Regions from separate parts of the Homo sapiens genome. Here region 1 is linked to region 2. The links are chromatin loops, found by intact Hi-C in ENCODE. Cell type or tissue: Calu3. All regions are shown on one strand.

The links. Peaks named below come from ENCODE experiments on the same cell type or tissue, not always from the same donor. Only the 100,000 strongest peaks of a DNase experiment are listed, where the experiment ranks them.
Region 1: it touches region 2 in a loop (3-fold over the local background); 6 of 110 quality-filtered maps call a loop at or near these places.

Annotation. Positions count from the first base shown.
Region 1 is chr4:103,471,797-103,479,796 of GRCh38, forward strand. No RefSeq gene overlaps it. Among named protein-coding and RNA genes, the nearest start is that of LINC02428, 51 kb to the left of the region's middle. In Calu3, no CTCF peak of the experiment used is centred here; no DNase peak of the experiment used is centred here.
Region 2 is chr4:103,203,944-103,211,943 of GRCh38, forward strand. No RefSeq gene overlaps it. Among named protein-coding and RNA genes, the nearest start is that of CENPE, 9.6 kb to the left of the region's middle. In Calu3, no CTCF peak of the experiment used is centred here; a DNase peak (open chromatin) is centred at 3,928.

The DNA.
Region 1 (8,000 bases), 270 kb after region 2:
GATAATGTTTTTAATTTCCACAAATGGTTTAATTTTATGTTTTTTTAGACAATAAAACAAACAAGAATACCTGAAAGATAAATAAGAAAAACTGAAGTTTAAATAAATTAATTTTTAGAGGAAAAAAATCACCTATATAAAATTCACTTGTATAAGTGAGAAGGCAGAAAGACAACTGAATATTTCTCAATAAAATGTGATGCCTGTTTGTCATGAACTGTAAGAGCATAAATATGAAAAATCAAAAGGTTGTCTTAGTATATGTCATAATTTCTTAAAGGAATACTTAGAAAAATAGATATTTTGGAATATATGCTTGTGGAGTTCAATTTTAATTTGTAGGATTGTTTAGACTCAGAGTACATAGTATATAAATTCTGATTTCCAAAATGAGTTGCTATAGTAATATGTGAAATAGAATCTTAAAAACAGTCTGTATAAAAGAAATAAATTTGAGTTTTCTTTTAAAATATGTAAGCATTTTCATCAACAATGAATGAGAATTCTGTCGCTCTCCATCTACACCAGCAATTAGTACCATTGTCCCACATTAAAGTCTTGGGGGATACGTTCCAAGGCCCCCAGTGGATGCCCGTAGCCTCAGATAGTATTGAACCCTTTTTATGTTCTATGTTTTTTCCTATACATACATACCTATGACAAAGTTTAATTTATAAATTGGGCACAGTAAGAGATTATAACAATAATACTAAAATAAAACAATGATATCAATATACTATAATTGAAGTTATGTGACTGCTGTCTCTCAAAATATCTTATTGTACTGTAGATCTTAGCAAACTCAGTGCAAAATATTTTTCCTTTCTTATTAAGTCAAGTACTTAATATTTTCATTTCAACAAAGCACATCATGGCTTCCCTTTGGCATATCTGCATTGCCAGTGTCACTACTTTTGTGCCTTGGGGCCATTTTTGAGTAAAATAAGGTTACTTGAACACAAGCACTGTGATATTGTGAGAGTCAATCTGAAAATCAAGATGGCAACTAAGTGACTAACAGGCAGATTGTGTATACAGTGTGGATACAGTGGACAAAAGGATGATTAAGGACACAGGAAGGCAGGTGCGAAATTTTATCATGCTACTCAGAATGGGATGCAATTTAAAACTTATAGTTTATTTCCAGAATTTTCTATTTAATATTTTCTGATCTCTGAAACAGTGAAAAGTGAAACCGTGGATAAGGAGGAAGTACTGTATCGTAAATTTTTCCAATCATAGCTATTCTATGAGGTGTGTAGTTGTATCTCATTGTTTTAGTTTGGATTTCCTACAGAATAGTGATAGTGAGCAGTTAAAAATCTGCTTATCTATCATATGCATATCTTCTTTTTGAGGTCTCTGTTAAAATATTTTGCCTCTTTTTAAATTCAGTTGTTTCCTTATTGTTCAATTTTGTCTTTTTTTTGTATATTTTGGATATGAGAGTCATTTGTATATTTTGGATAGATGTCCTTTATTAGATATGTATTTTTAAAATATTTCCTCTCAGTCTGTTACTTGTTTTATTATTCTCCTAAGTGTCTTCTGCAGAACAGACTTTGTAAATTTAAAAGACTAACATCAAGTTTTTCTTTCATGCTTTTGGTGTATATAAAAACTCATCACCAAGCCTAAGGCCATGTGGGTTTTCTCCTATGTTTTCCTCTCAAAGGTTTGTAGTTTTGCATTTTACATTTAAATCTATTACCAATTTTGAGTTAATTTTTGTTTAAAGTGTAGACTTGTAAGTTTTTTACTTGAGTAACAACACAGAATAATAACATTTATAAAATGGGGAAAAAGCAGTTTGGGGATTGGAGGTGGGAATACAGTTTAGATATGGACATGTTAATATTTGAAGCCCCTACTTGACAAACATATGGTTAAGTAGGAAGTTGGATACAAAGAGTTTAATTCTGATATTTCCACATACCAACACTATCAGGAAGTCCAGGAGTCTGATTTATAACTTCACCAGCACCTTGAACTCTGTATTTCCCCACCTCCCTTTCCTTCCCCTACAGGCTTCCAATCCCCATTTTATGTTTTCGGGCGTTCGTTATTACTTACAATAATCTTCAAAGTATGTGTAGGGTTGGAATCCATTATGACTAAGTCCTATTTTGGTGCTTAGTCTGTGACAGAGAAGCTTTGGCTGGTTGAAGAAATTTGACCTTGGTGTGTCCTATTCAAAGTATAAAATAAGGCTGGGCAGTGGTTCACATCTGTAATTCTAGCACATTGGGAGGCTGAGGTGGGAGGATTGTTTGATGCCAGGAGTTGGAGGCTGCAGTGAGCTAAAATTGCACTACTGCATTTGCCAGGTGACTTGGAGCTAAAATTTTTTCGACTCCAGTGAGACTTGCTGACATAAAAAGAGAAAATATGCTTTAAGCACCTAGTGCTTATGCATGGCACATAGTAGACACTCATTAAATGAATGGTTCTTTCTCTTTCCCCATAGATGGGACAGTGTGCACCAAACATCTGAAGACCAGTTGCTTAAGTGAAAAAGAATGACCTGATGTATTTCAGATCAATATTATGCATATAATAAAAACTATGAAATGCTAAAAGCTTAGCTGCAAAGATAAAATGCAAGAAGCTTGCTGGTGAGGTTGTGGTAGCAACTGAATATATGAGAATAGATTGGTACAATCACTGGATTTCTATAACTCAGTTAAGAGTTGGAAGTAAAGTGTAATTCTGTTTCTGTTTATGTATTAAAGTAGAAGGATAATATGTTTAATTAATAAATTAACAATAGATATTGGTATACTTATAGAAATGGATTGTCACAGTTTCTATCTTTGAGGGATTAATTGGAACAAAAATGTACTTTAACTATGAATTACCTAGCTCCAGAGATATCTATTAGTAGAAAAAGATTGACAATGAAAAGATAAATTTCTATTTACTACACAGCGAAATAAATGTTTTATGTTAAGAGCTCATCTCATGCATCCCTGTGGCTTCAGTTTTCTTCAATATCTGCCACTCTCAGTTTTATTTCCAGCTGGAATCTATTTTCTGAGCTCCACAACTAAATGGCTGTGTACCAACTGGACATCTCTTTTTGAATTATTCACAGGCATCTTAAATTCAGTCTGTGTAAAACTGAACTGGTGAAATTGCTCTTTAGACCTGCTCCTCTAGTGTTTCCCATCTTAGCAAATTGCACAATTATTTCCATCCAATTACTCCAGCTGGGAACATACAAGATATCACTGACTTTTCCCTCTCTTTTATTTCGATCAATTACTTCAAATTCTTATTATGGCCTCCAAGGCTCTGCATAAAATATCCCTTTCTCACTTTAACGATTACAGTAGACTGAACCATTATAACAAAGAAATCTCCCAAAAAGTAAGGGTTCAAACAGTAGAAATATATTTCTTGATCTTATAAAAGTTCAGGGTAGATGTTTCGGATAAACAAGTGCTTGGCTCCACACTGGGACACAAGCTGATGAGATCTGCAATCTCTAATACTTAGTTTCCAAGGTCATTCTGAGCATGGCCCAACAATCATCCTGAAAGAGAAAGAGCATAAATAAGCATGCATGGATATTTTTTATGAGTGAAGCAAGGAAGTGGAACATATTTCTATTCTCACTACAATGGAAAGAACTTAGTTACAAAGCACACTTCATTGCAAGGAAGGCTGGGAAATGTAATGCATTTGGGCAGCCATATTTCCAGCAACTATGGAAGATGAGGAAAAGAACTTTGGTGAATCATTGGCGGTCCCAGCAACATTTGTTGTTCTTTCCTTCTTTATTCTTTGTGATCCAGGTATATCGGATTTTAGTCTTTGATTGCTCTTTCCATCCCTAAGGACTTTGTACATGTCATTCTCTTGGCTCATATGCCCTTCATCTCCTTCTTGATTCAGCTGACAATTATTATTCAGAATTAAGAATGTTTTACATTCCTGTGGAAAGTTGTTGTCTTCTTTGTAATACTTGGAAAAGCTGCAATAAATTATTCAATGACTGTTTGTCATGCTAGACTGTAAGATTGAGGAGTAAAGGAACTCTCTGTTTTGTTCTTTATTATATTCCCAATATCTGGCACATAGCAGGATGTTTAGTAAATATTTCTTGAACTCACAGAAAGATGGATGAATGGATGCCTGGATAAGTGCAAAAATAGATAAGTTTATAGATGAATGGGAAATAAGCTGATATAACCCCACTCTGAAACCTTTAGTTTGTTAAAGAAATAATTATTTAATGACACTTGTTAAGCACGATAAGGAAGTCTTTATTATAAACCATCATGGTAAGTACAGGGACCACTGAAATGGGATTTTGCAGTGAGGGAGGGAGATTGGGCTCAACTCTTAATAAAGGATGGGCAAGTGGGAATTTATTGCCAAGTTGCAAGGTGGGGGTCAGTGGATAAAACATGACTAAGAGGAAGCATCAGGGGTAAAGGGGGTTCTGGCTAAATTGACCTAGAAAGATTCTTGCTGAAGGTAGGCTAGGGTGATCAAACATCACTTATGAGATGGTGGAGGATGAGTAACCCCAGTGGATACCAAGGATGAGCAGATATTGGGGGTAGGGGATTCTTGCTAAACATAGTTAGCAAGGTATTTGCTAAAACTGGATTTTACAAGGAAGTGCACAGATGAACCTAGGAGAAGTTTCAAGAGTCTGAATAAATTTTACCAATCAGATACTTTGTATCAAGTTTTCTCCATGAAGGATTTGTGCAAAAGTAGGGTAGGTGTTTGCAAAAAGAAAATTCGAGAAGATTGGTACAAATTTGGGTAGCTACAAAGAAAAATGATAAAGAGAGACAAATGAGAAAAAGAAAAAGTATTGTTCAACAATGTGGAACACTCAATTGCGGTTGGAAACCACAGCTTTGTAGTGAAAACTATTATATTTTTTTTCTTGCATTCAATTTCAGAGAAAATGCATTTTGGAAATAATAATGGTTAATAATGCACACAGTACATTGATCCAGATATGAGCTTAGCATTTAAAATGCAGTTTTTCATGTATATTTTCAAAACTTTTTTATAGATGAGAAAACTGAAGGTCAGAAAGTACAAGTAAATGGCATAAGGAGTAAATGACATTAGCAATCAGAGAAGCTCTGATTTGTACCCAAGTCTGTAATACTTCAAAGGACAGAGATTGACAAAACAGGCCTTGAAGAAGTGTGAATAACAGGAAATTAACAGTACTGTGTTAATGTCCACACAGTGCTGGTTCCTAGGGTCAGTTGATTCAAGAAGGTGTAATGTTTCATCAAGATTTAGTGGGATGAGATAGTAGTAGACATGTAAAGAGAGGGGATTGTGCTGTGAGAATTATATTTTCAAATTTTGGATAAGAAAATGAATTTTGGAAGATGACAAGGCCTGGAATATAGACCTCAAAAGTGTTTTGTTCGAGGGGAATGGGAAAGAAGTTTGTCAGATGGCAGCCCACATGGACGCTGTCTTTCAGAATAGTGACAGGAATTGGTGGAAGGAAAGATTACAATCCAGATACCAAAGCCCTCACTAATTGTGGCATAAGGGAGTAGAGGTGAGTTGACGACAGTGATGAAGATAAAGAGCACAGAGTATAGTTCAATTTTTAGGGACTCAAGTATGGAGGACTTTTTGGATGAGCATCAAGTATAATGAGAATGAAACTGCAGTGGGTAAACAAGAGAAAGATGAACGTACCTCCTCACTTAAAAATACAGAGAATTAAAGCTTCTTTTGAGGCTTTTTTGAGCAAAATGGTATTATTAGAGGAGAAAAAGGTTACAGTTAGGGTGAAGAAGTAAAGGGGAATAGTCAAGATGTTGCATATTACAAAGAAGTTTCTTTGAAATAGGATGGGTTTCTATGTAGTTACAGTAAAGAGGTAGAAGTGGAATTAGATAGAGAATGATAAGTCTGAGAAGGAGAAGATATAAATTAGATGGAAGAGTTTGCAATGTGGGTTTTAGATCAAGGGCACTAGAAAGTCAAGGAATACAGAGGAAGATGGGAAGTACTTGAAAGAAACTAACTAGCCTCAGGGTTCCAGCTGGGGCTTTGATGGCAAGTTGTTTTGTTGCTGCCGCAAACTCAGACCAAAGCATTCTGGGGAAACTTAAGAATAGGAGGTGGATTGCCAATTAATATCTAGGGCTACAAGAGTGAGAAGAAATGACTAAAAATACAAATTAAAGTTCATATAAGTGGAACAAATTTTAAAGAGGAATGGGAATTTTGAGGAAAAAGTGAGAAAAATGTATAACTCTTTATTTATAAGTACATATTTTGCGTTATGCACTGGGTTTGTAGTGACCAAGACAGTCTTAACATGTCCCTTAGCTTGATTAAACTTTAGACAGTCTTCCTCTGGCCTTTAAGGCCTGATCTCCCTCTGACTCCCTCCCCCTAAAGAATCCAGATGGCCCAGTCACAGGAGTTCCTCTCCTCCCTTTATAAAGAGTATTTATTTCAGATACCTTATAATTGCAAATTCTTCTTGTTTGCTACTTGAAATGTAAATTTTTAAACATCTCTTATCAGTTTTACTACCCACCAGGCGTATCTTTCTCAAGGACCTAGAGCTATTCCTTTGAAATGTTATCATTAGGGAAAATAGTGACCCTGTCTCTCAGTCTCTGTGGGAGAGTAAGTGCTTAACTTCAGTGGTCACTTGGCTGTAAGTTGTAAAACTATCTGCTGTCATGAAGATAAGAGAAGGTTTGCTTTTTCTTTGTGAGGCCAATTAGCAGACACAGGTAGCCTATGTTACCCCCTTTCACCCCAATGCTTAAAAATCCTCCCACCCTGTATTTCAGTAGAGTTGAGCACAGATTGATTTCTGGCCTCTCTCTCTTATTGCAATTGACTTGAATAAAGTCTTCCTTACCTGTTTGACTTTGGTGCAGCTTTTGCTTTGACAGTAACTTATAATGAGTTTATTTTTCATTTCCCTAAAGAAAAATGTTTCATCCTGACCTCCAGGGCACCATTTGGTGCTGGCTGATGGTGGTGTGGCAGCTGGAGATGTAGCATAATGATCCAAAATTGGGCCCTTGTAAAAAACCAAAGCACGTACTTCTAAAATAGAATCAATTACTTATTTACTTATGTCTGCTCATTATACCCCAGATATAAACCCCAAGGGGGCAGCAGTATATCATGAATTAGAGCATAAGTTTTTCATCAAAGATCAAAACTGAGTTTTCATCTTTCCCTTGCTATTTATGTAACTTAGGTGGGTTATAGACCTCTTTAAGCTTCAGTTTACTCATTTGCAAAATATGAATATAATACACTATGATATTACATATAACATATAACTTAAGAACCTGGTTATTGCACAAATTAAATAATATGTGTAAAGCACTTAGCACAGCATAACAGATAGTTTTCACAGTTTTTCTTTTTATAAGTAATATTGTTGTTATTACTATTATTTCTTTAAAGACAGGGTTCATATCTGTCTAATAGTATCTACTCACCTGCTCACAAATATTTAATGATTAAATTATTTTTCAAATAATACCTAGTACATATATACATTATCTAAATGGAAGCAAACATATGGGATGGAAATTAACGTCTGTTGTTGAAGATTGTCTTAGTAGCAGTTATGGTCTATAAAATATCTAAATCACAGTTTCAAGCATGTGTTCTGAGACAAAAATTTCAAGCAGAAGCTTCCTAATGACCACATCCAGTCCCCACTGAGCACACCTTTAATATATTTTATAATATATATTATGCCAACATTTGCTTTGTGAACAGGGTAAAGACAGTCACAGTCAAGAATTGGCTAAAATACTGATTTGTCATTTATGGAAAAGTACAAAGGTGAGGGTGACTTTCAGAGGAAATAAGGCATTATTAGTGGTGCCGTCTGGCAAATACAAGAGAATTTCTCAGAGACCCACTTGGAAGAAAGTTCAATCATGGCATTGGATGACTCAGTGAAAGGTGGAAGGCCAATACTGGTAGTTCAAATGAAAACATCTACTGCTCTTAACTTT
Region 2 (8,000 bases):
TACCTGCATATGGTCAAAAGATTCAAATGAACAGAAGATTCACAGTGAAAAACAAATCTTCCTACATTGACTCCTAAGGTGTCATTTCACCTCCCCAGAGGCAACTGTGCCATTTCCTAAAGTGTTCTCATCAAAATAATTTACAGATAGGCACACATATACATCTTTTTCTATATTGCATATCTTTTACACAAAAAGGTACCTGTCATACATGCTGTAGTGAACTGTGCTTAAATATGATCTTTATGTAAGTGTTTTCATTCAGTTTAGGAAGAAAAGTGAATTTCTGAGGCATATTAATTGCACACACTTTTATGTTGATGTTTCAATTACTGTTTTTTTCCCCAACTGTGTTATTTATGCTGAAGCTGCAGAGGGCACTGTAATCTTTCCCAAAACATGGCATAGCCTTGAATGGTATTTTGAAGAGTGTGAATATGGTGCAAACTGTAGGATTCGGAGAAGCTACTGATATTAAAAATATACATCAATTCAAATTACTCACCTGTTCTCTCTCATTTTAATGCATTTCATAGAAAATTAATAGTAATATACTTATTACATATAATCACCTTCAATGGGGTAATTTTTATTTCAAATTTTATTTTAGGTACAGGAAGTACATGTGCAGATTTGTCACATGGGAATATTGTGTGATGCTGAAGTTTGGGGTATGGATATCATCCATAGTGAGCATAGTGCCTGATAGGTAGTTTTTCAACTCCCTCCTCCCTCCCTCTCTCTCCCTTCTAGTAGACCACAGTGTCTATTGTTCCCATATTTATGTCCATGTGTGGTAAATGTTTAGCTCTGCTTATAAGTAAGAACATGCAGTATTTTATTTTCTGTTCCTGCATTAAGTTGCTTAGGATTATGGCCTAAATAGGAGTAATTTTTGTTTAACAGAGAGAATGCCTAATTTTCAAAGCATCTATTTGAAAGACATCTATTTGGAGACATCTATTTGTAATGATCACAGACATAGTATTTCTCACCTTTTAATCACAGTAACAGGGGATTTGTATGGCATCATGGGAACTGCTCTGGCCTGGGTCAGTCCAAAGACTATTTCTAAGCTATGCTGCATTGGAAAATCATTTATCTCTGTGTGTCACCATTTTCTCATCCATACAATGAGATAATTGGATGAGAAAATTTCTAAGGGTTTTTTTCAGCTTCAATAATTCTATAATGTCTTCATTAAGGAAAGAAAATTGAATCGCTAAGAGAATAGATTTTAAGTTACTCACACAAAAATATGTGAGGTAATGCATATATTAATTAGCTTGATTTAGCCATTCCACAATATATACATACTATTAAACTCATATTGTACCCCATAAATATAAGTACTTTTTGTCAGTTAAAAAAAATAAAAAAATTTTTAAAGGAAACTTGTTCAAATTGAGTATGGATGAGTGTAAAATTGAATACAGATTTGTGAGGGAGTAGGAAAAGTGATCTGTGTTACCAAGAAAATCTAAGATAGTCACAATGTGGCAGAGGATGATGGCAGCCCACCAAAATCTATTCTCTTCTTTCTGGCCAGAAAGCAAGATTACATTCCCAGCCTGCCTTGCAGTTAAGGGCCACTTCTAGGCCTATATAGAATTCCAGGGGTGCACTTTTCCTGCCTCATCCTTGGTGAGCATCCTTTCTCCTTTTCTTCATTGATTCTTCCAAATCCTGACCACTTTCTTCAAGCCCAGGTTTCATCTTCATCTTTATTGAGAAATCAGGACCATCAGGCAAGATGTCTCAACTTCCAGGTTTCCCACCCTACCTCCTGCACTTCTACTGATTTATATCCTCACCAACTCTTCCCTCTTTTCATGCACGTCCAGAGTGAAGTGTCTGTGGTGTCTGAGATGAGCCCTTCCATTTATGTCCTTGGCTCCTTTCTCTCCAGTGTCCTCTACATCCTTGCTCAGGCAGTTATTTTCTCTCTTATTTCAGAAAAATGCTAGAAAATAACAAAAAGAATCATCTGTAATTTCACCTTAAAAATTATCTAAATTGCCTAGTGAATGTTCCTTCTATTACCCAGTCATCAAATTTCATCTTCCCTAAGGTAATCTATGTTAATTAAATTTATATTTCTTGAATATATGCAATAAATCTATGTGGATAACCAGATGTTTTCATATTTTCAAGAATAAGATTATTCTGTAATTGATCTAAAATTTGCTTTTTACACTAACAAATCAATATATAGATCTGCCTTTTATATTGGCTGCATAATATTCAATTATATGGCAGCATTATAGTTTATTCAACCATTTCTTTCTTTTCTTTTCTGTTTTTTGTTTTGTTTTGTTTTTTTTTGGAGATGGAGCCTTCCTCTGTCACCCAGGCTGGAGTGCAGTGGTGCGATATCGGCTCACTGCAACCTCTGCCTCCCGGGTTCAAGTGATTCTCCTGCCTCAGCCTCCCCAGTAGTGGGGATTACAGGCACCCGCCACCATGCCCAGCTAATTTTTGTATTTTTAATAGAAACAGGATTTCGCCATGTTGGCCAGGCTGGTCTTGAACCCTTGACCTCAGGCAATCCACCTGCCTCGGCCTCCCAAAGTGCTGGGATTACATGTGTAGGCTACCGCACCCGGCCTCAATCATTTCTTTATGTATATTTAGATTGTTTCTAATTTTCAATATTGCTTATAATACAAAAATCCATCTGCATATGTCTTTCCATACTTACGCTTTTATTTTCATAAACTAGATTGCTAGAAGCTAAAATGCCGACTCAAATGATGTGCTTGTTTTGAATTATAACAAGTACTACCAAATTACTTCTCAAATAATTTGTACCAATTATATTACAACCAAGAGTCTGTGAGTGTCCACTTCCCCATTTCTTCATCATCACTGGGTACAAATCAATATTTCTAATTTTTGTCAATTTTATAGGAAAAAGATATTTTATTTTCATGTGCAATTCCCTGATTACTAGTAGGATTGAGCATCTCATCACTGTTTATTGGTAATATTTATATCTTATTTTTTGCATTGTACATTTGTACTGTGTAGTCCTTTGCTCCTTTGCCCAGTTTTTTTTCATATGGATTGTCCTTCTAATTGACGTGTTATAAGTCTTTAAGTATTACAGATTACCTATCTAGCAAATATTTCCATTTGGTCAGTCATCATCTTCTAAATTGTCTTTGTGTAAGGTTTCTTTATAGCGTCCTTGTTTTTGTCCATTTGGGAAATTCTTCCCTACTTTGAGGTTATAAACATGTTTTATTACTTTTTCTTTTAACTTTTGTTATTTTATTTCTTTCATTTACAAATTTAATTCTTTCTTGTGGCTTTTGTTTTTAACTCTCTTGATGGGTCTGTCCACTCAGTGTATAAATATTTTAGGTCTTTTTTTTAATATATATAATTTGAAAGCTTTTCTTTGTGTTACCCTGCATGTATCTGAAAGCCTTTCTCATTTCTTTCTTTTAGTCTATGAAGTAATTATATTTACTGTCTCACTTCTTTGTTTTCCATTTAATCTTCATATACTTATAATTTGGCTTACAATCCTACTGTCATGTTAATACAATTAATCTATGTGCACCACAGTAAGTAAATTTCTGAACCAAATGGACATTTTTCAGTGCTTTGGGGCATTTTTAGTGCCTTTGGGCATTAGGTAGTCTCCAAAGATGGCTGCTTTGATTTTCTCCCCTCGCTGTTGTGCATTCACCACTCTAACCATCAAAAGATGGATTCGATTTACCCTCGTCTTTAATCTGGTCCTCTTTCTTCCTAGCACAGTAGTCTCAGGATAGCTAAATTTCTTACATGATGGCTGGCTTTGCAGAATAAGATGGAAGCTGCTAGGCCTCTGAAAGTTTAGGCCCAGAGCTGGCAGAGTCATTCCCACCGTAATCTCTTGGGCTAACTTCACAAGCCCAAGCTAGCCACGTGACGAGGCCACATGGAGGAGCTCTAACATGCCAGACACGAGTGAAGCCTCTTTGACCTTCCAGGTTAGACCAGTTTCTGATCAATGCTGCTTTGTAAATTTCCCTGGCTAATGCTGCATAGAGCCAAAGAAGCATCCAACTAACTCCAGTTGATCCCCTAAATTGTGAGAAATAATAAAATTCAGTCTCTTTGGTGAATAGTTCTAATGAAGTTTGACAAATACACGGAATTGTGTGATACTCACCAGAACAGTTCCATCATCCTCCAAAATTCTTTTGTGCTGCTTGTTTGTAGTCAACCCTCCCTTACATCCAAGATTTGGAAACCACTGATCTGTTTTGTGTGCTACTTTTGCCTTCTCCAGAATGACATAAATGGAATTTTACAGTTTATAGCTTTTTGAGCCTGATTTCTTTCACTTACGTTAATGGATTTCAGATTCATTGTGTTATTGTATCAGTACTTTGTTCCTTTTAATTGGTGAGTAGGATTCTGTTTTTTGGATTTATCACAGTTTGTTTTATTCAATCACCAGCTGAAGGACATTTGGGACATTTGTTTTCAGTGCTTAGAAATTTTGAATATAGCTGCTAGAAACGTTTATACACTGGATTTTGTGTGAACATCACTTTTTATTTCTCTTGGATAAAATATCTAAAATTTAATTTTATAAGAAATTGCCAAACTGTTTTCCAAAGTGGCTATACCTTACATTCCCACCAGTAGTGAATGAGTTCCAATTGCTTCACACATCCTCATTTGAGTTTGGTATGGTCATTAAAGAAAACCCCTAGACATTCTAATAGGTATATAGTAGTATATCATTGTGGTATTAATTTGCATTTCCTTAGTAATTAACGATGTTGAGCATATTTGCATGTGCTTACTTGCCATATATATATATATATCTTCTTGGTGAAGTACCTGTTTAGATAGTTTGCTCACTTCAAAAAATTTGATTGTTTTCTTACTTTTGAGTCTTGAGAGTTCTCAATATATTCTGGATTCAAGTCCTTTACTAAATATAGAGTTTGCAAACATATTCTCTCAGTTTGTGGTTTTTCTTAACAGTGCTTTTCTCTTAACAGTGGCTTACACACATCAAATGTTTATAATTTTTTGAAGCCCAGATTGTAATTTTTTTCTTTCATGAATTGTACTTTTGGTATAATATCTAAGAACTCTTGGCATGACCCAGAGTTACAAAAATTTTCTTCTACGCTTACTTTTAAAGTTTTATAGGTTTACATTTTAAAGTAGATCTATGGTCTATTTTGTGTTAATTTTTATATAAGGTGTGAGATATAGGTTGATATTTACTTTGGGGCATATGGATAGTCATTTGTTCCAGCTCATTTGTTGAAAAAATTGTCTTTACTCCATTGAATCACTTGTGTACCATTGTAAAAAAAGTCATTTGATCTTACTTATCTGGTTATATTCCTGGACTCTGTATTCCATTTCATTGATGAATGTGTCTATCTTTAGTTGTTACTGTTTTAAGCCATTAAATTTTGTATTTGTTTGTTATACAGCAAAATGTAACAATATGTGACACAGTCACTGTGAAGAACTTTGAAAGGGCTGAAATTTTACTCCTCTTGAAAGCTAACAAGTTAGTCTGCCACAGTTTCATGAATCCTGGTGGAAGACTCAAGACTTCTGGGACAAGGATGAAGAAAAATTTACTAATCAAACCAATAGCCATAGCCAAAGTATTTGCATTTTTGTGTTGGTTTTCTAAACCCCAATTCCCATAAGGTGATGCAAAGAGGGCCAGGTAACACCTATACACACAGGTATAATTTAATCACTGATGCACAAGAGATACAGTAATACCACTATTAGTATAAGTGGTAAGTGACATAGTAGTTCCACTGATGTATTTCAGCCTCCCCTTCTTTCTGTGGCTGATTTTTTTTCCAGAATGAGGTCAGACATTATCTTCCAAGCAGCCTCTGGTTATTTTATCTTCTGAGTTCCTGTAGCATCATATGTAGTATTATGACTGAGTATTTTATCTTCCTTATTAGGCAGTGAGCTCTTCGAGAGTAGGCTCTAACTCATTTTCCTTATACTCTAATTTGTCAAACTATTAAAACATTTGATGTACTTCCTTTTGAAGCATCTGTTGATACAGTTACCATGCCTTCACTATCTTGATGATTTCACAAGAAATGGAACAAATGGAATACTTGTAATAAAAGGCCCTATTTTTCTTGATGATCGTTTCCCAAAGAAGTTATTTCTGTTCTGAAGGAAGTAGCTGAAAATACCTATGAAGTAACTGCTTTCCTGAAAATAGTACTTGTTATAGTATAAGTAGAAGGGGCCTTAACATATAATTTTTAAAAGGCTTATAGCTGTGGGTAATACGAAGTCTCTAAAATACGTGCATGCCAGTAATATTGAGAACAATGCCATTTTATTCCAGGATCCAAGAAGGGCATTGCATAATTAGCAGAACAAATTGACAAGCAGGGCACATAGTTTACATTTCCATGGTAGGTAAGAATGACTATTTTGATTACAATTTCATGTGTTTTGTTTACTTTTTTTTGGTGGGGGGACAGAGTTTCACTCCTGTTGCCCAGGCTGGAGTGCAATGGCATGATGTTGGCTCACCACAACCTCTGCCTCCCAGGTTCAAGTGGTTCTCCTGCCTCAGCGTCCTGAGTAGCTGGGACTACAGGCAAATGTCACCACGCCCAACTAATTTTGTATTTTACTAGAGACGGGGTTTCTTCATGTTGGTCAGGCTGGTCTTGAACTCCCAACCTCAGGTCATCTGCCCACCTAGGCCTCCCAAAGTGCTGGGATTATAGGCATGAGCCACTGCGCCGAGCCTCCTTTGACTTTCACAGCCTTCAATGTCTTCATCCTAGTACAAGAAGACACATTGAATTTTTATAATAAAACATTTATTAAATTTGGTGAAGTATGAGATCTGCTCACCAGTAAAACATCCTGGTTTAACTTTATTATTGCTTATATTTTTGTAAGTATTTTAAGCATAACTATTTGGTTTGGTTTTTGAAAGTTATTTTCTGAATATTTTGGCAAATGAACGTGCAAGAACATCATGAGTTTTCTTGGTGCACAGAATAATAATGCTATGGGTTTATCTGGGAACCTAATAGTAGAGCTTGCCATAGCGTAACATGGAGCTCTTTGCTGGAGTGTACTTTCTGTTGTTAATTTTTTAGTTTCTTCTAAACAGGTTTGTAATTTGACTTTTCTATTTCTGAGAAAATCTGTCATCTTAAAAGAAACTTTTAGAGAGTTAACTGAAAGTGAAAGCAAGTTCCAAGGAACCCCCAAAGAAATATCATAACTCATCACTTTATCCTACCACCAACTTTTGCTGCTGTATGAAGCAACCTAACTCAACCTTGTAGGAATTTATGCATCTACTATTTGGAAACATAGAGTTAAATGCCCATAATATATAGCTAAGAGATTTGAAAGAGTTTGCCTCTGAGGAGGGGGTGTGGGCAGTAGATGCGGAGTAGGGAGTGTAAAGTATGGTTTTTGTTTTCAGCCTTCTAGCACTAACTTATTTGAAATTTATGTGCACATAGTATTTCAATAAAAATAGAACAAGTTATAAAAAGAAAACATAAAAAGAAATGATCAACCCCCAAACTGGGCTTAGTTCTTGTATTATTTCTTATAGGCTGGAAATAGACCCACAAAAAGGAGGCTGGATTGACCCTCCTTTAGTGGAGGTTTCCCCAAAGACCCTCCTGGAGTGAAGGGTCCCCAGAGGAGAGTGAAACACAGGAGTTAGGTGGTTGAGGCATGAGTTGGCCATGAGCAAACAGTGAAGGTGATAAAGGATTACTTATACCAAGAGAACCACAGATGAGAGAATCTTCCAACATCCCCAAATAAAAAAAGTCAATACAGTTGCTTCCCAATGCAGTCTACTCCACCCTGCTTTCCAAAGTCTGATGTTCCCTGTTTAAAAGGGAATCTGACTAAAAAGCCAGCAGTTTTGGGATTCTTTGACATGTGGCTTCTTCACCAAATCCTGGTATCATCTCTGTGAGAAAGATGAGAGCAGAATCCACTTGCAT